Regions from separate parts of the Homo sapiens genome. Here region 2 is linked to region 1. Evidence: read pairs that join two places in POLR2A ChIA-PET (ENCODE). Cell type or tissue: B cell. All regions are shown on one strand. Links, peaks and the distances in the headings refer to the core of each region. The heading gives the core; the rest is flanking DNA.

Region 1 (9,335 bases), core at 6,836-9,335:
CTTTAGCCAGAAGTGTGGCGATGTAACTAGCTTGTGTACATGGGACCATGGAAAGTTCAAGGTTTGCTGGAGTAAATTGTGGAATTGGGAATGTTAAGAGATGAGGCTGGATAAATAGTGGAGAGCCATATCATGGAGGGCATCGCACACCTTAGGAAGAATCATATAAGGGTCTTAAGCACAGAGTGACTTTGTCAGATGTGTTTTTCTTCTTTTTTTTTTTTGGCTTCCCACACTACAGATGCAGACTTTGTCAAATTTCTGTGTTAGATGATTCACTCTTGCAGCTGTGAGAAAGATGGACCTGAAAGGATAGGATGGGAGACCAGGTTTGGGGACCACTGAAGAAGTCCAGATAAAAATGATGAGAGCAGGCCAGGCGCGGGGGCTCACGCCTGTAATCCCAGCACTTTGGGAGGCCCAGGCAGGTGGATCACCTGAGGTCAGGAGTTTGAGACCAGCCTGACCAACATGGGGAAACCCCATCTCTACTTAAAATATGAAAATTAGCCGGGCGTGGTGGTGCACACCTGTAATCCCAGCTACACAGGAGGCTGAGGCAGGAGAATCGCTGGAACCCGGGAGGCGGAGGTTGCAGTGAGCCGAGATCCCACCAGTGCACTCCAGCCTGGCAACAGGGTGAGACTCTGTCTCCAAAAAAATACATAAATCAATAAAAATGATGAGAGCACTGAAAGTAGAGGTAGGAAGAGGGGAACAGATTTGATAAGAAGTTAGCAGATAAAATCAGCAGAACTTTGTGGTCCTGGGATGCTCAAAGAAAAGTCAAAAATGATGTGCAGATTTTGGCATGGGTGACTAGGTGGGTGTTAGTGCCACCAACTGGAAGACCACATGAACAAGAACAGGTTTAGGATCGAAGATAAAGAAATCTAGTTTAGGATATATAAAGTTTGAAGTTCCTGAGAACATTCAGATGGAGATTTCCCCAGGTATTTATTTATACCTTATTTCTTCAGTTCCAAGATACATATTTAAGTACATATATACACATGTGTAGATTCCTGATTCCTTCTGCTCCCTTAGTGGTGCCTCTTTAATTGATGATCTGTTAGATTTGATTTAAAAAGTATGAGTGAGACATTCCAGGGAGAGAAATGAAACTAGAAAGGTAAGAGCAGTCAGGGATAGCTTAGAGGTTCCTAGGTGAGAAGCAATCTGAAGAAACATGGAGAACAGGTCTGGATTAAAGATGTAGATTTCGGAGCCTATCCACAAAAGGTCAAAAGCTCAAGAATGAGTGACATCACCCAGGGACAATGTGGAGTGAGAAGAGGAGAGGGAGGAATTTGGAAATGTGGGGAATACTAAGATGAAGTGTGGTCAGAACCTGTGGGAGGGTGCCGGGTCTTGGAACCAAGGCCTTCAGGAACACGTGTCCAGAATTGGGGTGATGCTGAGCAGTGTCAGTTGCCTAAGAGCATTTCAGTTAGATGAGGACTGAAAAGTATCCATTGGATTTGACAGTTAGGACGTCATTGGTGACCTTAGCAGGAGCTGTTACAGAAATAGTAGGGATGGAAGCCAGATGGCAGTGGGTGAGGCTTCATGGGAAGTGAGTGAGTGGAGACAGCAAGGACAATCTGTTTGTCAGTTGAAGAGAAGGAAGGACATCAGATGCCACCTAGAGGGAGCTGTAAGTCAGTGCAGGTGTTTTTGAATGACAGTGACTTGAGCGTGTTTTAATTAAGGAGCCCAGTAGCAGTTGAGTGTACAAGAGAAAAGTGTGGAATTGGCTGGACACAGTGGCTCACGCCCGTAATCCCAGCACTTTGGGAGGCCAAGGTGGGTGAATCACCAAGTCAGGAGTTCGAGACCAGCCTGGCCAACATGGTGAAACCCCGTCTCTACTAAAAATACAAAAATTAGCCAGGCGCGGTGGCGGGTGCCTGTAATCTCAGCTACTCGGGAGGCTGAGGCAGGAGAATTGCTTGAACCCGGGAGGTAGAGGTTGCAGTGAGCCAAGATCGTGCCACTGCACCCCAGCCTCGGCGACAGAGCAAGACTCCGTCTCGAAGAAAAGAAAAGTAGGTAATTGATGAGCAGAGGTGCAGAGGGTCTCCCTAGGGATAGAATAAAGAGCAAGCAGAGGAAAAATCCTCTGAACCTGACAGGAAAGAGGTCTGGAAAGATGTGGATATAGATGAGGTTAGTGGGAAGCTATAACAGGATTTTGAGTTTTTCAGCTTTTCTTGGGCTGCAGTTAGGGGAAAGAGTTGTGCATAGTGAATTTCATGGTATTAGGGTATGATGATTGCTGAAGAAACTGAGAGGGATTGGAAGGTGTGTTGGGAGCTCAGCTGGGTTTTGGGAAGACAACTCTGAGCATTTGTTTTTCCCAGAATCACCCAGCTACTCAGTGACAGGGATGCAGAAGGTGGATAGATTACACTGGTGATTAAGGAATAGAGCTCTGTTAGAAGACAGTTGTAGAGTGGTAAGGCATTGAATGCAAGGGAATCAAGAGTGCGGGACCCAGCCGGCCGCGGTGGCTCATACCTGTAATCCCAGCACTTTGGGAGGCCGAGGCGGGTGGATCACGAGTTCAGGAGATTGAGACCATCCTGGCTAACGCGGTGAAACCCCGTCTCTACTAAAAATACAAAAAATTAGCTGGATGTCGTGGCGGGCGCCTGTGGTCCCAGCTACTCAGGGGGGCTGATGCAGGAGAATGGCAGGAACCTGGGAGGCAGAGCTTGCAGTGAACCGAGATCGCGACACTGCACTCCAGCCTGGGTGACAGAGCAAGACTCTGTCTCAAAAAAAAAAAAAAAAAAAAAAAAAGAATGCTAGACCCCATTGAGATACTGGAAGAGGGGAGAGGAGAGAGAGCAGAAGAGGCCATTGGCCTGGGAAAGAATTGTAGGCATCAGGGAACTGGATATCAGAAGTTAGAGGCTGAGGAGTGGAGGAGTGTCTGAGAGGGTAAGGATGCAGTTGACTCTAGTGGTTAGAAGCACAGGCTCTGGAGTCAGATGGGGTTCACATCATATCTTTGTCATATTACTAGTTGGGATCTTGGGAATATTGCCCATGCTGGGCCTCAATTCCCTCATCTGTAAAATAGGGATACTGATAGGACCTAGGTCAGACGGCTTTTGTGAGAATTAAATGAAACGGGGTATTTAGTAAGCCATATTACTTGGTAAATTGCATGATAAAGCTGGGCATGGTGGCTTATGCCTGCAATCCCAGCACTTTTGGAAGCCGAGGTGGGAGGACTGCTTGAGCCCAGGAATTTGAGACCAGCTTAGGCAACATAGCAAGATCCTGTTTATATTTAAAAATAAATAAATAGGCCGGGTGCGGTGGCTCACGCCTGTAATCCCAGCACTTTGGGAGGCCGAGGTAGGTGGATCACGAGGTCAGGAGTTCAGGACCAGCCTGGCCAATATGGTGAAACCCCATCTCTACTAAAAATACAAAAATTAGCCAGGCGTGGTGGCACATGTCTGTAGTCCCAGCTACTCTGGAGACTGAAGCAGGAGAACCACTTGAGCCCCGGAGGTGGAGGTTGCGGTGAGCTGAGATTGCGCCACTGCACTCCAGCCTGGGTGACAAAGTGAGACTCCATCTCAAAAAAAAAAAAAAAAAAAAAAAGCTATGTCATGGGCAAGTTCTATAACTTGTTTTTTATGAAGACATAAGAGGTATAACATATATAAATTTCTTACCATGGTACCTAGTACACGTAGACCTGAGTAAATATTATTTTCCTTCTTGCCTCCCCTTATCCCCCAGGAATTTCTGCTATTTAGTAAAGGAACACTGGGCTCCTCAGGAATTTATGCCTCCTCCCCTTCAGGGATAGAGCACTGTTAACTACAACAGAAATACTGTGTTCCATTACACACATCAGCAATTCCAAGTGCAGTCCAAGAATTTACTAAACCTAATGGGAATCATCCACTTGCCTTTACCCCAGTATCTAGCCTATCCTGGCCCCTGGCCCTCCTTTTTTTTTTTGAGAGGGAGTCTTGCTCTATTGCCCAGGCTGGAGTGCAGTGGCACAATTTCAGCTCACTGCGACCCCCGCCTCCCGGGTTTAAGTAATTCTCCTGCCTCAGCCTCCTGAGTAGCTGGGATTACAGGTGCCTGCCACCATGCCCGGCTAATTTTTGTATTTTTAGTAGAGACAGGGTTTCACCATGTTGGTCAGGCTGGTCTCAAACTCCTGACCTCATGATCCAACCGCCTCGGCCTCCCAAAGTGCTGGGATTACAGGCATGAGCCACCGCACCCGGCCCCCCTCCTTTCTGTAGATCTGCCTGGTTGTCTCATCCTGTGGACATGCGAGATGCTCAGTCTAGCTTTCATAGTAGGGTTTGAGCTGTTATCTCACCTGCAGTCTTTTCTCCTTGCTTGTCTGAATACCATTTGCTCAAGGCAGATTACTATAGTAACTCCAGCCAACGCACTCTTTCACCTCAATAATTGTTCAGAAGACATTTTTTGCCTTAAAGTCTTGACTATATCATTTGGTATTTTGTGGTTTGCTATCTTGTTTTATTCAGCTTTTCAAAGAAACAGCTTTGGTTTCATTAATTTTTATCGTTTTTCTCTTTTTTGTTGCATTGATTTTTTTTTTTTTTGAGATGGGGTCTCTATGACCCAGGTTGGTGTGCAGTGTCGCAGTCTCAGCTCACTGTAACCTCTGCCTCCCAGGCTCAGGAGACCCTCCCACCTTAGCCTCCCAAGTAGCTGGGACCACAGGCACATGCCACCATGCCTGGCTGATTTTTCTTTGTATTTTGGATACAGACAGTTTCGCCATGTTGCCCAGGCTGGTCTTGAATTCCTGAGCTCAGGTAATCCACCCCCCTGGGCTCCCAAAGTGCTGGGATTGTAGGTGTGAGCCACCACGCCTGGCCTTGTTGCATTGATTTCTTCTCTTATCATTGCCATCCCTTTGCTAGTTTGTTAAGGTAAAAGGTTAGATTATCAATTTTGGACCTTTCTCTTTTTTTTTTTTTGAGACAGAGTCTCGCCCTGTCACTCAGGTTGGAGTGCAGTGGCGCGATCTCTGCTCACTGCAAGCTCCGTCTCCCGGGTTCACGCCATTCTCCTGCTTCAGCTCCCAAGTAGCTGGGACTACAGGTGCCCACCACCACACCCGGCTAATATTTTTTTTTGTATTTTTACTACGACGCGGTTTCACCGTGTTTGCGAGGATGGTCTCGATCTCCTGACCACCACCTGATCAGCTTGCCTCGGCCTCCCAAAGTGTTGGGATTATAGGTGTGAGCCACCGCACCTGGCCTGGACCTTTCTCTTTTTCTTTTTTTTTTTTTTTGAGATGGAGTCTCACTCTCTCACCCAGGCTGGAGTGCAGTGGCGCGATCTCAGCTCACTGCAACCTCCGCCCTCTGAGTTCAAGCGATTCTCCTGCCTCAGTCTCCCGAGTAGCTAGGATTACAGATGCCTGCCACCGCACCCGGCTAATTTTTTTGTGTGTTTTTAGTAGAGACAGGGTTTCACCATCTTGGCCAGGCTGGTCTTGAACTCTTGACCTCGTGATCCACCTGCCTCGTCCTCCCAAAGTGCTGGGATTACAGGCGTGAGCCACCGTGCCCAGCTGACCTTTCTCGTTTTTTTTTGTTTGAGACGGAGTCTTGCTCTGTCGCCCAGGCTGGAGTGCAGTGGCGCAATCTTGGCTCACTGCAACTTCCGCCTCCTGGGTTTGTGTCATTCTCCTGCCTCAGCCTCCTGAGTAGCTGGGACTATAGTCGCCTGCCACCATGCTCAGCTAATTTTTTGTATTTGTAGTAGAGACGGGTTTCACCGTGTTAGCTGGGATGGTCTTGATCTCCTGACCTCGTGATCCACCCACCTCAGCCTCCCAAAGTGCTGGGATTACAGGGGTGAGCCACCGTGCCTGGCCAACCTTTCTCTTTTTCTAATAGTATTATTCACTTCTGTAAATTTTCCTCTCAGCATTGCTTTAGCTGCATTCCTCCCTTTTTTTTTTTTTTTTTTTTTGAGGCAGAGTCTCACATTTTCGCCCGGGCTAGAGTGCAGTGGCACGATCTCGGCTCACTGCAACCTCCGCCTACCCTGTTCAAGCGATTCTCCTGCCTCAGCCTCCCAAGTAGCTGGGATTACAGGTGCCCGCCACCACACCCAGCTAATTTTTTTTTGTATTTTTAGTAGAGACAGGTTTTTACCATGTTGGCCAGGCTGGTCTTGAACTCGTGACCTCGTGATTCACCCGCCTTGGCTTCCCAAAGTGCTGGGCTTACAGATATGAGCCATCGTGCCCGGCCCCATTCCTCACATTTTAATATGTTGTGTTTTCATTTTTATTTAGTTAAAAGTATATTCTAATTTCCCTTATGAGTTCATATTTCACCTTAGGTTGTTTCAAATTATGCTGTTTACATATTTGGGGGTTTCCCTTATTAGTTTCTGCTTTGATTCCATTATGATTAGGAAACATGTTGTATATGATCTTAGTTTTAAAAAATGTATCAAGATTTTTTTTTTAATAATTAATTCATTTAGAGGTGGGATCTCACTCTTGCCTAGGTTGGACCCAAACTCCTGGGCGCAAGCGATCCTCCTGCCTCAGCCTTCCAAAGAGTTGGGATTACGGGCATGAGCTACTGCACCTGGCTGAGGCTGACTTTTTGATGTCCTAGCGTACAGTCTCTCTTGGTGCCTGTCCTATGTGTGCTGGAAAATATCTGTTAATCTGTATTCTGCTATTGTTAGGTTGAGTGTTTTACAAACATTAGGTCCAGTCAGTTGGTTACATTGCTTAAGTCTTCTATATCCTTAGTGATATTTTTTGTATACTTCTATCGATTACTGAGGAGTATTAGAAATCTCTAGTAATCCCAGCAGTTTGGGAGGCTGAGGCTGGTGGATTGCTTGAGCACAGGAGTTCGAGACCAGCCTGGGCAACATAGCGAAACCCCATTTCTACAAAAAAAATACAAAAATTAGCTGGGTGTGGTGGTACACGCCTGTAGTCCCAGGTGCTTGGGAGGCTGAGGCGGGAGAGTCTCCTGAGCCTGGGAGGTGGAGGCTGCAATGAGTGGAGATGGTGCCATTGCACTCTAGCCTGGGCAACAGAGCAAGACCCTGTCTTGCTTGAGAGAAAGATCCAACTACAGCTGTGAGTTTATTGTCTTTCAGGTCCATCATTTTTGAAATTCTGTTATTAGTTACATAATGTATTTAGGATTATTAGGTCTTCTGAACGAGTTGACTACTTTATCGTATCAAATATCCCTCTGTATTCCTGATAACATTCCATGGTCTGAAGTCTTTGTCTTAATCAGTAGTGCCACTCCAGCTTTGTTTTGTGTTTGCATGGGTGTATTTTTCCATCTTTTTACTGTTAATCTGTGTCTTTGTAACTAAAGTTTATTTCCTATAGACAGCATATAGTTGGCTCTTTTTTTTTTTTTTTTTTTTTTTTTTTTTGAGATGGAGTCTCTTCCTTGGTTGCCCAGGCTGGAGTGCAGTGGCATGATCTTGGCTCAGTGCAACCTCTGCCTCCCGAGTTCAAGCGATTCTTCTACCTCAGCCTCCCAAGAAACTGAGACTACAGGCGCGTGCCACCACGCTCAGCTAATTTTTGTATTTTTAGTAGAGACGGGGGGTCTCACCATGCTGTCCAGGCTGGTTTCGAACTCCTGACCCCGAGGCCCGCCTCAGCCTCCCAGAGTGCTGGGATTACAGGTGTGAGCCACCATGCCCGGCCTTTTTATTTAAATCCAATTTGACAATGTTTGCCTTACAAATGGTCTAAATACCTCAATTAAGGTTAATGTAACTATCAATGTGGCAATGTAGCTCAGTTTAAATCTACCGTCTTACTCTTTTTTTTTTAAATTATTTTTTCTGCTTTTCTCTTGTCCTGCCTTCTTCTGAATTTAGTTGTTTTGTGACTTTATCTCCACTTTTCACTTATTTGGCTACATGGTTTTTTTCTTATTGTTTGCTCTAAGGTTTACAGTATATACATAGCTCACTTACTGTGATCTACTTTGACCATTAGTCTACTACGGATCACTTCACATATAGTACAAGAACCTTAGAATAATACACTTTAAGTTCCACTCCCACTCTTAGTAGTATTTTTGTCATAACATTTTAATTGTACATGTATTATAAGTGCTATAATACTTTGTTACTCTTTTTGCTTTGAACAGCCTTTATCTTTTGTAGAAATTGCAAAATGAGAAAAAATATTTTTTTGCATTTTACCCACATACTTACCATTTCTGGTGTTCTTCACTAGTTTGTATAGCTCCATCTGGTGTGCTTTTTTTTTTCTTTTTCTTTTCTTTTTTTTTTTTTTGAGACACAGTCTTGCTCTGTCTCCCAGGCTGGAGTGCAGTGGTGCGATCTCAGCTCACTGCAACCTCTGCCTCCTGGGTTCAATTTCTGTATTTTTAGTAGAGACGGTTTCATGTTGGCCAGGCTGGTCTTGAACTCCTGACCTCAGGTGATCCACCCACCTCGGCCTCCCAAAGTGCTGGCATGACAGGCGTGAGCCACCACACCTGGCCCAGGGGAACCATTTTTTTTTTTTTTTCCCCTGAGATGGAGTCTCGCTGTGTTGCCCAGGCTGGAATGCAGTGGCACAATCTCAGCTCACTGCAACCTCCACCTCCCAGGTTCAAGCGATTCTCTTGCCTCAGCCTTCTGAGTAGCTGGGATTACAGGCGTCTGCCACCACACCCGGCTAATTCTTGTATTTTTAGTAGAAACAGGGTTTTGCCATGTTGGCCAGGCTGGTCTCCAACTCCCGGGCTCAAGCAGTCCTCCCACCTTGGCCTCCCAAAGTGCTGGGATTATAGGCATGAGCCATCGCGCCCAGCCTCATTGTGTTTTGCTTTCTATTTCCCTAGTGACTAATGATGTTGAACTCAAATCTTTCTTTAGTAGTAGGGATAAAACTAACTGCATCAAGTAGTCTCCACCCTCCCCGCCCCTGGCTCATCTGTAATTTACTTTTTTTTCTACTACCTTTAGATTGTGAATAAGTGGAATACAGCTCTCATTGGCCTTATGACATACTTTCGGGAGGCTGTGGTGAACACCCAAGAGCTCTTGGACTTACTGGTGAAGTGTGAGAACAAAATCCAGACACGTATCAAGATTGGACTCAACTCCAAGATGCCAAGTCGGTTCCCCCCGGTTGTGTTCTACACCCCTAAGGAGTTGGGTGGACTCGGCATGCTCTCAATGGGCCATGTGCTCATCCCCCAATCCGACCTCAGGTACAGCCTGGTTCAACGTATTTCTAAACCCTATTGCTCAGGCCCTAAGGGAAGTGGGTATTTCTTTAGTTTTAGGCTTTA
Region 2 (16,228 bases), core at 12,932-15,431, 55 kb after region 1:
AGTCTTAGTCCCATTCCCACCAAGCGATATTCAGGGCCTCCTGGTGTTGCCGGCACATGGGCAGCCTTTTCCCGGCTCTGTTCTCTCAGCATTTTCTCTCTGGGATATGAGCCTCTAGCCCAGGTAGGCCAGCATCGGCACAGACCGAGTGGTAAGAGCGGGAGCTTTGGGGTCTGACAGCCTGGAGTCAAGCCCAGCTTCCCCAGGGACCCCCATGAGACCTTCTGCAAGTGACTTACCTGCTCTGAGCATCCCTCGGGGACACTCTGACAGTATCCTCGTGGGGAATATGGGGTGGGCGTGGGCACACCCGTTGAGCATGGCAGCTGGCACACACTTTCATTGCACACACGGCAGCCGCTGCTGGGACCACTGCTCAGGGGCCAGGCCCTGGTCAGCCCAGGACGGCCTCTGCCTGTCCGTGCCCTCCTGCCTGTTGTTTGCTCTGTGTCTGAGCCGACCTCTCACCTACATCTCCCCTGCCGGACTGAGGACTGAGATGCTGCTTCCTGTTGCCGGATAGACTAAGGATTTGAGAGACGGGAGATCCTGGGCAGGGGCCATCGGTGGGCTGTCCAGGGGCCCGCACCCTGGAGGGGGGGCTCGGAAAGCGACTAGTCAGGGAAGGGGGCAGCTCAGGAATTTAGAGGGGACCTCAAGCCAGGTACTTCTTGGCCCCCTCAAGCATCATCTTGGAGGCCCCCCTCCCTTTGTCTCCCCGGGGTGTGGGGAGGCTCCTCTTTGCCTCAGGGGAGCCTGGGGGGCCACAGCACCCTCTTTTCTCCCTGATTCCTCTGTAAAGATCTTGTGCGTCTTCTGTGAGTGGGGCTGAACGGTGTACGTCCTCCCTGGCCCTGGGTCTCCTCCTAAGCAGCCCTGTTCCTGTTCTTGGCACTCACTGGCCACACCAACTCTTGCCTGTCTTCTCAGTTCACCTTCTCTGGCCAGGCTGGGCTGGGCCACTTCTGGCCACCCCAGAGGAGGCATCTGTTTAATAAACAGGTGCAGGTGAGGAGCAGAGCAGCCTGGCCGGGGGTGAGCAGAGCAGGCTGGCCCGGGGTCAAGCTCCAGGCTGGGAGCAGAGGGCCACCCCACGCCTTGGCACTTCCTGGGTGCTTAATCTGTTTGTCTCTCTCCTGACCCACGGTGGCCCAGGTGGGACCAGAGGGAGAGGAACAGCCTGGGTGTGTCTGTTTGGGCATCTGCTGGGTGCATGTGGGCTGTTTACTGTCAACAGAGCTTCTGGGCTCACCAAGGGCTTCCTTCCCTCCAGCAGGAGGGAGACTCTCAAATTGCTCCACAAGCAGAAGGAGAAGCCGCTCACCTCCCCGGCCCCAGGCGCCTCTGTTGCTGGACGGGACGGCCTGGAGGCAGGCGGCCGGGCAGAGGGCCTGGTGGCCCCATCGGCAGGGATTTGTTTAAGACGAGAAGGCTGTTGGCCTACGTGCAAGGTCCCTGCCCCTGTGTGTAGTCGCTCCAGGGTAAAAGATGGGAAGGACAGATACCCTTGCCTCTACCCTGACCTTGCCTCTTCCCTATGTGGTTAAAGGGGTGACCAGATCTCTAATCAATTTAAGACTTTTGTTTGTTTGTTTGTGTGTTTGGAGACAGAGTCTCACTCTGTGGCCCAGGCTGGAGTGCAGTGGCACAATCTCGGCTCACTGCAACCTCTGCCTCCTGGGTTCAAGCGATTCTCCTGCCTCAGCCTCCAAAGTAGTTGGGGTTACGGGTACCTGCCACCAAGCCTGGCTAAATTTTTTTGTATTTGTAGTAGAGATGGGGTTTCACCATGTTGGCCAGGCTGGTCTCAAACTCCTGACCTCAAGTGGTCCGCCTGCCTCGGCCTCCCAAAGTGCTGGGATTACAGGCGTGAGCCACCGTGCCTGGCCTAGCCTTGGGATTTTTATCTTCTGGCTCTAGATGAGAAAACCCATGGGTTTAGAGACCCAGCTGTGGTTCCTCCCTGGGGTAACTGGAGGTCCCTGGTGCCTTTACTCAGGCAGTGCTGCCTCACCCACTCCATTCCTTGTCCCCGTGGCTCCTGCTTGCAGCAGTAGAACGTGCAGCCCCCCAAGCCCTCAGTTATTCCACGGCCCCTGTGCAGTCACTGTCCCCACAAGTCACCCATCCTGGGCCCTGGCGTGCTCTCTCCATCCATCCTCTCTGTCACCTCTGTGCTGGTTTGCTCCTATCTGCATGTCAACCTGGAAATGGCTGTTGCTTTGTAGAGACCCTCTTTCCCTGACTTCAGAGCCAATTCCTTTGCTGCTGGCAGAGCTGACATTTGAAACCAACACCAACTCACAAAGCAGCTCCTCCTTTCCAGAAGCTGCCCCACTGTGGATGGGCGAGTGGCCCAGGCCTGTCGGCTGTGGCGGTGTACATGACCGCTCTGAGCTCCACCCTGACGGGCTCGAGGACCCCGTCTGCCATGTGTTTGGCTGACCGTGTGGTAGAGCTTCTTTTTGGAAAACCGAGAGAAAGTGGCCGAGGTGGGAATCTGGTTGGTGACGTTGTATTTCTGTGGCTCCACATGGTTAACCTCGTGGCTCTGATCTCCTTAAATCCCCCCTCGATTCAACGTGGTTCTGTTGATTCCTCTCTCGATCTTTTTGGCCATTGTGATCTGGTGCCATTGTTTTTGTTTTGTTTTGTTCTGTTTTGTTTTTCGAGACGGGGTCTCACTCTGTTGCCCAGGCTGGAGTGCAGTGGTGTGATCTCAGCTTACCACAACCTCCGCCTCCCGGCTTCAAGCAATTCTCCTGTCTCAGCCTCCCGAGTAGCTGTGATTATAGACGCCCACCATGCCCGGCTAATTTTTGTATTTTTAGTAGAGATGGGGTTTCACCATATTGGCCAGGCTGGTCTTGAACTCCTGGCCTTAGGTGATCCACCCACCTTGGCCTCCCGAAGGGCTGGGATTACAGACTGAGCCACTGTACCCGGCCTGATTCTGTTTGTTTGTTTGTTTGTTTTTTGTTTTTTTTGAGACAGAGTCTAACTATTTGCCCAGGCTGGAGTGCAGTGGTGTGTGATCTTGGCTCACTGCAGCCTCCGTTTACCGGGTTCAATGATTCTCTTGCCTCAGCCTCCTGAGTAGCTGGGATTACAGGCATGCGCCACCATGCCTGGCTAATTTTTGAATTTTTAGTAGAGACGGGGCTTCACCATGTTGGCCAGGCTGGTCTTGAACTCCTGACCTCGGGCGATCCACCCGCCTCTGCCTCCCAAAGTGCTGGGATTACAGGCATGAGCCGCCACACCTGGCCCTGTTGTTTTTATTTATTCAGTAAACAGCTATTGTAGGCCAAGACCTGGGTGAGATACTGGGGACACAGAAGTGACCACAGTGCAGGCCCTGCCCTTCGGGGCTCACAGCCCAGTGGGGGATTAGACATGTCTTTGCGCTTCCACACACGCTGACGGGACTGTGCTCCCCACAGCCACTGCATCCGGCTCTGTGCCAGCTGATGGTGCCGTGATTCCCCGCCGGAGCCTCCAATAGCAGCAATGATCATGATAACCACGAGAACAGCAGCAACTTGTAGCTATTCATTATTGAGTGCTTTCTATGCCTGGGTGAGCTCCAGAAGGTTTTCTGAATTTTTCTCATTGATCTTCCCCCACACTCTAGGAGGTGGATCTTATCATTATATGATGTCCATGTTATGGACAAGGAAACTGAGCTAGAGCAAGGTCATGCAGGTAGAAAGTGGAGAATCAAACACTGGAAGCTAGAAACCAGATTCCAGTTCCACGCTCTTCATCCACACGGCCCCGGCGGGGCTCCTTGGCCACACGTTGGCATGAAGCACGAGTCCACCTGTGCGCATCCTTTCCAGTAACCTTGGAGGAACCCCGAGAGGCCTGAGCAAGCTTTTGCAAACCTCGGCGCTACAGCCCTGGCGCCAGAGGGCTGCAATTGGAAGGCAGGCAGTTACCGGAAGAAGAGCGTTTCCTTGACTCTCCCAGCGTGACCTCATGTCTAATCAAAGTCGGCTCCTGTTTTCTGCAGGATTAGTCAGCATCTCTTAACTAGCAGTCCCGGCCAGGAGAGCTCCTCAGCCACGTTCCCAGCCCGTCCTCCACCCTCCCATCTTCAGCTGCCACAGCACTTTTCTCTTCCTTTCTGTGTTGTTTTGGTGCTGGGTGGACTTTGAAGGGGGCCATTAAGGGCTGGGTGTGGCAAACACACCAGACTCAGCACCCAGCGAGGTCTAGGCATGGCCACGGGATGGCACCACTGTGACCCCGGCAAGGAAAATAAGAAAGGTGCATATCGGCTGGGTGTGGCGGCTCACGCCTGTGATCCCAGCACTTTGGGAGGCAGAGGTGAGAGGATCACCTGAGGTCAGGAGTTCGAGACCAGCCTGGGCAACATGATGAAACCCCATCTTTACTAAAAATACAAACACTAGCCGGGCGCGGTGGCAGGTGCCTGTAATCCCAGCTACTCGGGAGGCTGAGGCAGGAGAATTGCTTGAACCCGGGAGGCGGAGGTTGCAGTGAGCCGAGATCGTGCTACTGCACTCCAGCCTGGGCAACAGAGTGAGACTCCGCCTCAAAAAAAAAAAGAAAAAGAAAATATCAGGGGGAGAAGGTGGCATCTGTTCTATGTTTGAGAAGGCAGCTGGACTTCCCATTGAAGGAGGCGCCGCAGTCTCCCCACATGGACAGAGGAGAACCAGGCTATTGGGGTGAGACCAGTGCTTGTGCTTCCCAAGTGGTCTGGGTTCTGCCTCCATACTGGCTGCAGTCTGTCCCCACGGACATAGCTGCCGTGAGAAGGTTCTCACCAGCCTGGGGCCCCACAGCCAAGGCTGGGCCCTGAGGTCTGCCGTTCTAGGGTGGCGGATGCTCTCGAATGGGACTCTCAGCCTGGGCTTCGTTGCTCTTCAAGGGACACACAAAGCTCCTGAAACTGTGGATAAACCTTGGTGTGCATTTTCTGGGGAGGTCTTTATTGGATTTTTCAAAGGGTCCATGGCCCCCACAAAAGTTAAGAACCTCTACATTTTCACTCCAGGGGACTTGGGCCAAATGGCCATCCAAGCCTGCTGCGGGGTAGCCTGAGCCCTCGAGAGGCCGCCAGCCAGCCCTGGCATTCCCAGTGGGGGGACTCTGAATGGGCACCTGCCCTTCTGATCTTTGGGAATCCCTGTCATGACCCTGAGGTCAGGGTTTCCTTCCCTCTTCACACAGAGAATGTCACCAATGGCACAGTGGGCGGCACAGCAGAGCCGGGGCACGAGGAGGTGAGCTGGATGAACGGCTGGCTCAGCTGCCAGGCCCAGGACGAGATGCTAAATTTGGCCTTCACTGTGGGCTCCTTTCTGCTCAGTGCCATCACCCTGCCCCTGGGTATCGTCATGGACAAGTATGGCCCGAGGAAGCTCAGGCTGCTGGGCAGGTCAGTGTGGGTCCCTTAGGGGGCAGGGAGTGGGCAGGTGGACCCCCTGGGCTGAGTTCCCCACAGAAGGGTATCCTGGTCGTACCTGATATCAGGTGTACTGTGGAGCTCCCTGAAGGCCCTCCAGAATGGAGTTCCTACCCCGTCCGCCACCGAATCAGCAGGTACTGTGGTCCTCGCCGTGCTCCAGTACCGAATAAGAAAAGCTCCAGGCTCCAGGCCGCCCAGGGACCGGAGCTGCTTGTCACTAAGAACATGTGTTTCCCATCCCTTTGTAGTTCATAAGCATGATAATTGGGGTTTCCCTCGCATGTGTGAGACATGCTTCCCTCAAACCTTGTTACGAAGCTGGCACAGTATCCATCTGATGAGAAAAAAAACCAACAACACTGGTTTCCACAGCCCGTTTGACCTTATAGCTCCACCAGAAAAAAGATTTTCAACACGTACCCCCAATATAATAAGCACATGGAATTATAAATGATGTATATCTGTGCTCTTTTTTTTTTTTTTTTTTTCAAGACGGAGTCTTGCTGTGTCGCCCAGGCTGGAGTGCAGTGGCGTGATCTCGGCTCACGGCAACCTCTGCCTCCCCAGTTCAAGCAATTCTCCTGTCTCACCCTCCCGAGTAGCTGGGATTACAGGCGCCTGCCACCACACCCAGCTAATTTTTATATTTTTCATATTTATTTATTTATTTATTTATTTATTTATTTATTGAGATGGAGTCTCCCTCTGTCGCCCAGGCTAGAGTGCAGCGGCGCGATCTCGGCTCACTGCGAGCTCCGCCTCCCGGGTTCACGCTATTCTCCTGCCTCAGCCTCCCGAGTAGCTGGGACCACAGGCGCCTGCCACCACGCCCGGCTAATTTTTTGTATTTTTAGTAGAGACGGGGTTTCACTGTGTTAGCCAGGATGGTCTCGATCTCCTGACCTTGTGATCTGCCCGCCTCGGCCTCCCAAAGTGCTGGGATTACAGGCGTGAGCCATCGTGCCTGGCCCCTATGCCATTCTTTTTTTTTTTTTTTTCCTTTTGAGTTGGAGTTTTGCTGTTGTTGCCCAAGCAACTGGAGCTGGAGTGCAGTGGCTCCCGGCCCCCTATGCCATTCTTAATGTGCTTTATAATACATATACAAAAATATAAATGAAAATGGGCTGGGCACGGTGGCTTACACTGGTAATCCCAGCTTTTTGGGAGGCAGAGTTGGGTGGGTCACCTGAGGCCAGGAGTTCGAGACCAGCCTGGCCAACATGGTGAAACCCTGTCTCCACTAAAAATAAAAAAATTAGCCACGCGTGGTGGTGGGCGCCTGTAATATCCCAGCTACTTGGGAGGCTGAGGCAGGAGAAATGCTTGAACCTGGGAGGCGGAGGTTGCAGTGAGCCGAGATCGCGCCACTGCACTCCAGCCCGGGTGACAGAGCAAGGCTCTGTCTCAAGAAAAACCAAAAACCAAAAACAAAAACAAAACAATAACACTGAATAAAGTCATAATGGTAAATAACATTGCGTTTCTGCTTGGTTTTAGCGCCTGCTTCGCGGTTTCCTGCTTGCTGATTGCGTACGGAGCAAGTAAACCAAACGGTGAGTGTCCTCTCCCTCCATCTTCTGTCAGGGACCGGGGAGAGAGTGCCCTGAGCTGCTCCCAGGCCCACCTGCTCTTGGACACTGTCCTGGGCCTGCTGCTCCCTGCTCAAGTTAGAGGGGACACCTGTTACGCCTCTACTCAGTTACTTATCTCAAATAGACGGCGAGATCAGAGAGCAGCCACCCCAGACAGGAGCTTCCAGGGTATGAGCAACTTCCATCTCATCACCAAACCAAGCCAGTCCCTCACTGATGCCAACCTGAGAGGCAAGTTCTAAGAACCAGGCCGGCTGCAGGGGCATGGTCATCGGTGTGTGCAGAAGTCACAAGCTGAGTCCCCTCCAGGCAGCACAGGCCAAAGCATGAAGGATGGCTTAGAAGCCACCTGGTCCCCAACCCTGTTCAAGGATTTGTAGAGCAAACACCAAAAGAGGACTCGAGTTTCACCAAAATCTTAGCCAGGCTCATCTACTGATTTTCAGGAACCTGTATTTTTGGTTTCTTAGGCCTCCTGCTCGCTGCTGTTTGTTTTTTTGTTGTTGTTGTTTTGTTTTGTTTTGTTTTAGAGACAGGGTCTCTCTCTGTCACCCTGGCTGGAGTGCAGTGGTGCAGTCACAGCTTACTGCACCCTGGACCTCCCAGGCTCAAGCGATCGTCCCACTTCAGCCTCCAGAGTAGCTGGGACTACAGGCACGCACACACACAGCTAGCTAATTTTTTTGTTGTTGTTGTTGAGACAGAGTCTCCCTCTGTCGCCCGGGCTGGAGTGCAATGGCGCAATCTCAGCTCACTGCAACCTCCACCTCCCGGGTTCACGCCATTCTCCTGCCTCAGCCTCCTGTGTAGTTGGGACCACGGGCACCCGCCACCACGCCTGGCTAATTTTTTGTATTTTTATTAGAGATGGGGTTTCACTGTGTTAACCAGGATGGTCTTGATCTCCTGACCTCGTGATCCACCTGCCTCAGCCTCCCAAAGTGCTGGGATTACAGGCGTGAGCCACCGCGCCTGGCTTCACCTGGCTAATTTTTAACTTTTTTTTAGAAATGGGGTCTCACTTTGTTGCCCAGGCTGGTCTTGAACCCCTGGGCTCAAGCAATTCTCCTGCTTCAGCCTCCCAAAGTGTTGGGATTCTAGGTGTGAGTCACTGCGCCTGGACACTGCTAATATTAATTGGAGAAAAGAAGATGGGTGTGCAGCTTTTTCAAGAGCCCACGCTTTGTGAAATAGGCAAGAGGAGGCTGGGCATGGTGGCTTATGCCTGTAATCTTAGCGCTTTGGGAGGCTGAGATCGGCAGATCACCCGAGGCCAGGAGTTCGAGACCAGCCTGGCCAACATGGCAAGACATACAAAAATTAGCCGGGTGTGGTGGCGCATGCCTGTAATCCCGGCTACTTGGGAGGCTGAGGCAGGAGGATCACTTGAACCCGGGAGTCAGAGGTTGCAGTGAGCCAGGATCGTGCCATTGCACTCCAGCCTGGGTGACAAGAGCAAAACTACGTCTCGATTAAAAAAGAAAAAGAAATAGGCCTAGAGGAGGGGGTGAGAAAGGGGCAGTTCCACTCCCCAGATGTCAGGTACTAACCCCGGCCTGCGTTTACTGGATTTACTGGGAGCCTGCACCGCGCAGGACTCTGGGCTGGTCCCGGCTTCCCTGGAGCTCAGCTGGGGTCTCCACTCACGAGCTTTCCATGTCCCTGCAGCTCTCTCCGTGCTCATCTTCATCGCCCTGGCTCTGAATGGCTTTGGTGGGATGTGTATGACCTTCACCTCATTAACAGTGAGTACAGATTTTTTAAAGCTCTGTAGTTCAGTAATCTGTTTCTAAATTTGAGGCCGCTTTGATTGGTTTCTGTTTCCTTGCCTTCCATGTGCCTGCATGTGCCTGGGTGTCCCAAACAGTAGAGGGGCTATGGGCGAGGTGGCCTGGCAGGGCCTCCTCAGCTGAGGTCCACAGGCAGCAGGGCGTGGCTTCACAATCCCTTGCCTTTTTTTTTTTTTTTGAGACGGAGTCTTGCTCTGTCGCCCAGGCTGGAGTGCAGTGGGGGGATCTCGGCTCACTGCAACCTCCGCGTCCCAGGTTCAAGCGATTCTCCTGCCTCAGCCTCCCGAGTAGCTGGGACTATGGGCGTGCGCCACCACACCCGGCTAATTTTTGTATTTTTAGTACACATGGGGTTTCGCCATGTTGGTCAGGCTGGTCTCAAACTCCTGACCTCAGGTGATCCACCCGCCTTGGCCTCCCAAAGCGCTGGGGTGACAGGCGTGAGCCACCTGGCCTGGCCGACATTCCCTGCCTTCTGATCTGGGCTTTGATGCTGCGGAAGCAGCTCACTAGCCTTGTGCCCAAGGAAGGCAGAGGCAGGAAGACAAAACGCTGCCGCCCACTTTCTTTTCCTGTTTTCCTCGGCAGCTGTCATCAGGGTCTCCGGGAGCTTCGGCTCATGGAGCAGCCTGACCACCCGCCTCCCGTGGAACTGCCTCAACCTTTGCCTTTGTCCGGAGCCAGATGGAAAATGCAGGGAACATCTGGTCTTCTGCTCCTCTTGTTTCCTCCGTGCCCGGGCACAGACAGTCGCCTGGGGGAGATGTTTTCTCGGGGTACTAAGCACCCCCTTGTTGGGAGCCCCAGGACATCACAAAATATGCTCCTTCTTGATGTCAGGGAGGCAGAAGGAAGGTGGGGTTGAAAGAAAGAAAGTCAAAAAAGGGGCTGGGCATGGTGGCTCACACCTGAAATCCCAGCACTTTGGGAGACTGAGGCAGGCGGATCACTTGAGGTCAGGAGTTTGAGACCAGCCTGGCCAACATGGTGAAACCCCGTCTCTACTAAAAAATACAAAAATTAGCCGGGCGGGTGGTGCATGCCTGTAATCCCAGCTACTCGGAGGCTGAGGCGGGAGAATTGCTGGAACCTGGGAGGCGGAGGTTGCCGTGAGCCAAGATCAAGCCACTGCACTCCAGCCTGGGCGACAGAGCCAGACTCTGTCTCAAAAACAACAACAAAAAAGAAAGTCAAAAGAGGAACCAAAAAGTCTCTCCCAGAGGGAAGAAGGGAACTCTGTGGGCTCGCCCAGTTGGGCAATTGTGCCATTCCGAGCTGGCCATTGGGAAAGAAGTGAGAATAATAGCTTCTTCAGAGAGGCTTCTGTCCATCAAGGAAACCTCGCCTGCATCAGTTTACCGGTGAAAAAGTTTCTAAGACACAGTACCTACCATTACTATTTGTGGTACACTCTGGTTTCTGATTTCCCTTGTCGTGCCATTGAAGGGTTCTTGTTTAGCTTTGAGGGAGCTCTGGGGGCTTCTGGACCTCTTCTTTTTTCCTTTTTCTTTTTTTTTTTTTTGAGTCTGCTCGGTTGCCCAGGCTGGAGTGCAGTGACGCAATCTTGGCTCACTGCAACCTCCGCCTCCCGGGTTCAGGCAATTCTCCTACCTCAGCCTCCCGAGTAGTTGGGACTATAGGCGTGCACCATCACGCCTCGCTAATTTTTGTATTTTTAGTAGAGACGGGGTTTCACCATGTTGGCCAGGCTGGTCTCATACCCCTGATCTCAGGCAATCTGCCCGCCTCAGCCTCCCAAAGTGCTGGGATGACAGGCGTGAGCCACGGCGCTCGGCCGAAAACCAGCAGCTCTTTCATCAGCATGAAAACTAAAAACCTGGCCTCACCTCCATTATTTTAGTCACGCGACGCCTCTGTCACGGCAGGCCTGAATTTCAGGGATAAAGGAACGAGATGGTCCTTGAGCTTGAGGACCTCACACCCCGAAATGCCGAGAGGTGTTTTGTCTGAAAAACGACCAAGAATCCCTGTTAAGAAAGACTTTAGGCCGGGTGCGGTGGCTCACACCTGTAATCCCAGCACTCCGGGAGGCCGATGGGGGTGGTGGATCATGAGGTCAGGAGTTCGAGACCAGCCTGGCCCAAGATAGTGAAACCCCGTCTCTACTAAAATATACAAAAATTAGCTGGGCACAGTGGTGGGTCCCTGGAATCCCAGCTACTTGGGAGGCTGAGGCAGGAGAATCGCTTGAGGCCGGGAGGCGGAGTTTGCAGTGAGCCGAGATCGCGCCACTGAACTCCAGCCTGGGTGACAAGATCAAGACTCCCCCTCAAAAAAAAAAAAAGGAAAAAAAGAAAGACTTTAAAAGGGACCCTGCGGTTGGAGCTAATAGGCCAGTAAGAATTCTTTGTCTTTTTTTATGTTTTATAATTATAAAACAAAATTTTTTTCATTACATTTTTTATTTTCATTTTTTACAGATGGGGTCTTACTATGTTGACCAGGCTGGTCTCAAACTCCTGGGCTCAACAGATCCTCCCACCTTGACCTCCCAAAGTGCTGGGATTCCAGGTGTGAGCCACCATACCTGGCCCAAAAATGATTTTATTTTAAAAATTCAGGTTGGGAGCAGTTGCTCACACCTGTAATCCCAGCACTTTGGGAGGCTAAGGTGGGAGGATCATTTGAGGCCAGGGTTGAGACCAGCCTGGGCAACATAGCGAGACACCTTGTCTCTCCAATTTTTTTTTTTTTTTAATTAGCCAGGGCATGGTGGCAGTTGCTTGTAGTCCCAGCTCCTCGGGAGGCTGAGGTGGGAGGAAGGCTTGAGCCCAGAAGTTCCAGGCCACAGTATGCCACAATGACACCACTATATTCCAGCCTGTGTGACAGAGCGAGACCTTGTCCCAAAAATAAAAGTAAAAATTTAACATTTCAGAAATATGAATTGTAGACTAAACTTCTATGAGCCTGCCAGGCGCAGTGGCTCACACCTGTAATCCCAGCACTTTGGGAGGCTGAGAAGGTTCCCATCACCTGAGGTCAGGAGTTCGAGACCAGCCTGGCCAACATGGTGAAATGAAACCCCATCTCTACTAAAAATACAAAAATATTACTCGGGCATGGTGGCACACGCCTGTAATCCCAGCTACTTGGGAGACTGAGGCAGGAGAATCGCTTGAACCTGGGTGGCGGAGGTTGCAGTGAGCCGAGACCGCGGCATTGCATTCCAGCCTGGGCAACAAGAGCGAAACTCCGTTTAAAAAAAAAAAATTCTATCAGCCTGTCTTCATCAGTTTGGAATATATTTCTTCAGTATTTAAAAGATCTGCATGTACCAGTGTTATTCTTTTTTTTTTTCTTAAAAAAAAAAGAACTGTGATAACTTGCCTTTTCCCTTAATGTATCTTTTACATCCTTTCCTGTCAGTACTTAGAGATCTGCCTTATTATTAAGCAGTTCTGTATATTATTCTTTAATATAGATGGACCATCATTTATTCAACCTGTTTCCAACTAATGGACTTTTGGCTTGGTTCCCAATTTTTCCAATTTATGAATGCTGCTGAAGTGAGCATCCCTGTACATGTATTTCTGTAAAATAAGTTCCTGGCAGCCCTGGGCCACAGGATTAGCATGTTTTAAAATTTAATATGTACTGTTAAATAGTCTTCTAAAAATGTTATCTGGCCGGGCGCAGTGGCTCACGCCTGTAATCCCAGCACTTTGGGAGGCTGAGGCGGGCAGATCACCTGAGGTCAGGAGTTCGAGACCAGCCTGACCAGTATGGTGAAACCCCGTCTCTACTAAAAATACAAAAATTAGCTGGGCTTGGTGGAGGGCGCCTGTAATCCCAGCTACTTGGGAGGCTGAGGCAGGAGAATCGCTTGAACCCGGGAGGCAGAGGTTGCAGCGAGTCGAGATTGCGCCACTGCACTCCGGCCTGGGCGACGAGTGAAATTCTGTCTCAAAAAAAAGCCTGCCTGCCACCACAGGCCCACCAGCACGTACACGAGTGTCTTTTCCTCCATGTCCCTTCCAGTGCCATGTCATTCCTCTTTAAAACATAGCCACTCTGATCCTATGAAAAACGACATGCCATTTTTAAAATTTATTTCATTATTAGTGAGACAGAGCATTTTTTCTCCTCTTTATTGGTAAATTGCATTTCTTCTGTGAATTGCTTCTTTGTGTCATTTGTCTATTTTTCTACAGTGCTCTTGATTTTATTATTATTAGTATTTAGTGACTCGTAAGAGCTCTTTCAAATACAAAGACACTAGTGTTCTTTCCGAGTGAGCAGGAGATCTTACCCTGGGGTTTTCAGGTCTCTACATGGTCCATGAGTAAGCTTCAGGAGAGCCGTGCACACCCTTGAAATTCCATGCCAACAAAGCGTGTGTAGGTGCTGCTCAGCTGTGTCTTTCTGGAGGGGAGGGTCCATTACTTTCACTGGCCTCTGGCAGGTCTGTGTGAAGGCTAAAAACCACTGCGGTGGCCGGGTGCGGTGGCTCACACCTGTAATCCCAGCACTTTGGGAGGCCAAGGTGGGTGGATCACCTGAGGCCAGGAGTTCAAGACCAGCCTGGCCAACATGATGAAACCCAATCTGTACTAAACATGCAAAAATTAGCCTGGGATGGTGGCATGTTCCTGTAATTCCAGCTACTCGGGAGGCTGAGGTGGGAGAATTGCTTGAACCCGGGAGGCGGAGGTTGCAGTGAGCTGAGATCGCACCACTGCACTCCAGCCTGGGTGGCAGAGTGAGACTCCGTCTTAAAAAAAAAAACAAAACACACAAACCACTGTGGCAGGAGCGTTTCTATTCACTCTTTGCTCTCCCACTGGAGGCAAAAAGCTACACAGGCTAGAGAGTGACCAGGCAAGAGAGTCACCTGATCACCATTTGAAGCGTTTGGCTACCAGAGGTCTGTCTAAGGGAGGCTGTTGGTTTGTTCTTCAAGGTTTTCATTTTTTGATCTAGAGCAGGAGTCAGCAAACCGCCATTGCCAGGCCAAATCCAGACCACTGCCTGTTTTTGTAAACAAAACTTCATGGGGTAGAGCTGTGCCTGTTTGCTCCTGTCTGTGGCTGCTTTTGTGGTATCTCATCAGAGTCAACGCAGTCGTGACAGAGGCCATATGGCTTGTAAAGCCCAAAAGGTCTACTGTCTTAGCCAGGCACACTAGCTCACGCCTGTAACCCCAGCACTTTGGGAGGCTGAGGCGGGTGGATCACCTGAGCTCATGAGTTTGAGAGCAGGCTGGCCAACATGGTGAAACCCCGTCTCTACTAAAAATGCAAAAATTAGCCAGATGTGGTGGTGGGCGCCTGTAGTCCCCACGACTCAGGAGGCTGAGGCAGGAGAATTGCTTGAACCCGGGAGGCAGAGGTTGCAGTGAGCTGAGATTGTGCCACTGCACTCCAGCATGGGTGACAGAGCGAGACTCTGACTCAAAAAAAAAAAAGTCTATTGTCTGGCCCTTTATGGAAAAAGTTTGCCAACCCTTGGTCCAGAGGCCCCAGGAAGCTGCTACGTCACTGTTCCTCGTCTGAGGGCATGTGCTGACACCCACCATTCACACCCACACCCTCTGGTTGCATGGGCCAGCTCTCCTTCTAAGTCATCTCTTTCTGCCTCCCCCCAGGGTGGAGGGAGTTCCATGGGCATTCCCCTGCCCCCTGAGGCCTCTGATGAGGGCTCCAGTGCCTGCTCCTTGAGAACAGACCCCAAAAGGGAAATGAGGTCAGTGAGGACAGGGCTGAAGCAGTTAAGCAACACTCTTGGGCTGACTGGGGCTTCTGCTGAGCAGAGCCGAATCTCATTCTGATACAACCCAGGACTTCAGAAAGCAGAACTGTCGGGATCAGCTCCCAGAGACGCCAAGCTCAGGGCACAATGGCACTTTCTGTTTGTGTCTCCCACCCGTGTTCTAATTTGGGGGACAAAGGAGTCTCCAGGGTCGCCTTTAGGAATTTCTAACTCCAATCTTCAACAACCATGTTGGGGCTGTGGATAATAGCTCTGTGATAACCCAGGACTCTAGGGGACGGCGCTGTGGAAGCCTTAATTCGGGGACTTCCTGGGTCCCGGGGCCTTTGTGCTGCATGGGCTGTGGTCTAAATACAGATGACCAGGGGCTGCGAGCTGTTACCCCCACTGGTAGGAGAGGGGGCTCCAAGCGGGCACACGCCTTTTCCTTGTAGTCCAGAAGGAGATGGCCATGAGCCATCCTTCCAGAGCCCAAGAGGTCGGCACCCATGGTGGTATTTCCCTCCCAAGTGGAGGCTCCGAGGGGCAAGGGTGGCTGTCGCGTCAGGTAGGCTGCCCAGTAGCCAGTGCTGGCTCTCCCAGGGCCCTGCAGCACAGGGCCTGGGCCATCGCGTGCCATCCGTGGAGGGCGGACGCCAGGTCACTCCATGGGGGCAGAGCACTCCCCACGGTGTGGATCCTCAGCCTCCCCCGGGACATCTGGACGGCACGCTCAGTGTTTGTTCAGTGCCTCGCGTTTGTACAGCCCTTTGCACTCGCTTCATCGGCTGGAGCACAAACACGGCCGGCGGCTGAGGCCGCATCTTGGGGTCGCCACCCTCCAACCCGGAGCCTGGGTTGCTTAGAGATGGGAGCAGCTGTAGCCAAAATTGTGAACCTGCCATTTCCACTCCATTACTCTGACCCCTGTCCCCGTGGGTGGGATGGGGATTTCTCAGCAGAAGCCACACAGAAAAGCGGGTTTCAAAATGTTGCCAGGCTCCCCGATGAGACATTTCTCTGTGGATTTTCCCTTTTGATTCCTTCAAGTCTGACTTTAAACCTGAGGAAGGCATGATTTCATGGGAGGTGGGATCTGAGGGAAGTGAAGAGGATAAACATCCCTCTTCAGATCCTGGAGAGGAGGGCAGGATGGCAGATGCCCCCAGAGAGGGGACAGGAGTTTAGTGCCGTGGCTCAGTAGACCCCGCGTCTGCAGCCAGGAGAGGGTCCCACGGTGGCCCCCGGCCAGCTCTGGAGGGTCCAGGAGAGGGTCCCGCGGTGGCCCCCGGCCAGCTCTGGAGGGTCTAGGTGCCTGGTGAGCGGGACTTGCCAGTGCCCAGTGCCTGCTGTGCCTCCCCACCTTCCTCTCTTTCTGTCCTGTACCTTGGGGAAGCTCAGGCAGTCAGCTACTTGCCATTGGTTTGGGGAGAATTTGCCATCTGAGGGTTCTGCCTCATGAATTTGCTGCAGTATGTGACCACGTTCAGACGGAAAGGGCAGCGGTATTGGCAGGACTGGACCCGGCCGGGAAGGCACAGGAGGTGGCCGGGGGAGGGGAGCACACCCTTCCCCTCCCTTCAGCACTGAAGCAGAAAGGTGACCACAAGGACCTTGTCCCGGGCAGCATGTGCTTGGAGGTGCCCGGTTGTTGTGGGTAGGAAACAGCCCAGCCTGGCAGAGTCTACCTGTGC

Evidence for each region. ChIA-PET counts read pairs that join two places held together with the same protein. Peaks named below come from ENCODE experiments on the same cell type or tissue, not always from the same donor. Only the 100,000 strongest peaks of a DNase experiment are listed, where the experiment ranks them.
Region 2: POLR2A ChIA-PET joins it to region 1 with 6 read pairs; 3 of 35 experiments call an interaction of 5 or more read pairs at or near these places.

Annotation. Positions count from the first base shown.
Region 1 is chr17:1,661,825-1,671,159 of GRCh38, reverse strand. PRPF8 (pre-mRNA processing factor 8) reads left to right here. Exons shown (of 43, transcript NM_006445.4): 25 at 9,007-9,254. Among named protein-coding and RNA genes, the nearest start is that of RILP, 17 kb to the right of the region's middle. In B cell, for the core only: no CTCF peak of the experiment used is centred there; no DNase peak of the experiment used is centred there.
Region 2 is chr17:1,605,744-1,621,971 of GRCh38, reverse strand. SLC43A2 (solute carrier family 43 member 2) reads left to right here. Exons shown (of 14, transcript NM_152346.3): 3 at 5,203-5,410; 4 at 6,938-6,993; 5 at 8,701-8,777. It overlaps LOC124904121 (small nucleolar RNA U13), which reads left to right and starts at 5,677; the gene lies at 5,677-5,780. RefSeq lists an enhancer at 14,664-15,429. In B cell, for the core only: no CTCF peak of the experiment used is centred there; a DNase peak (open chromatin) is centred at 14,461.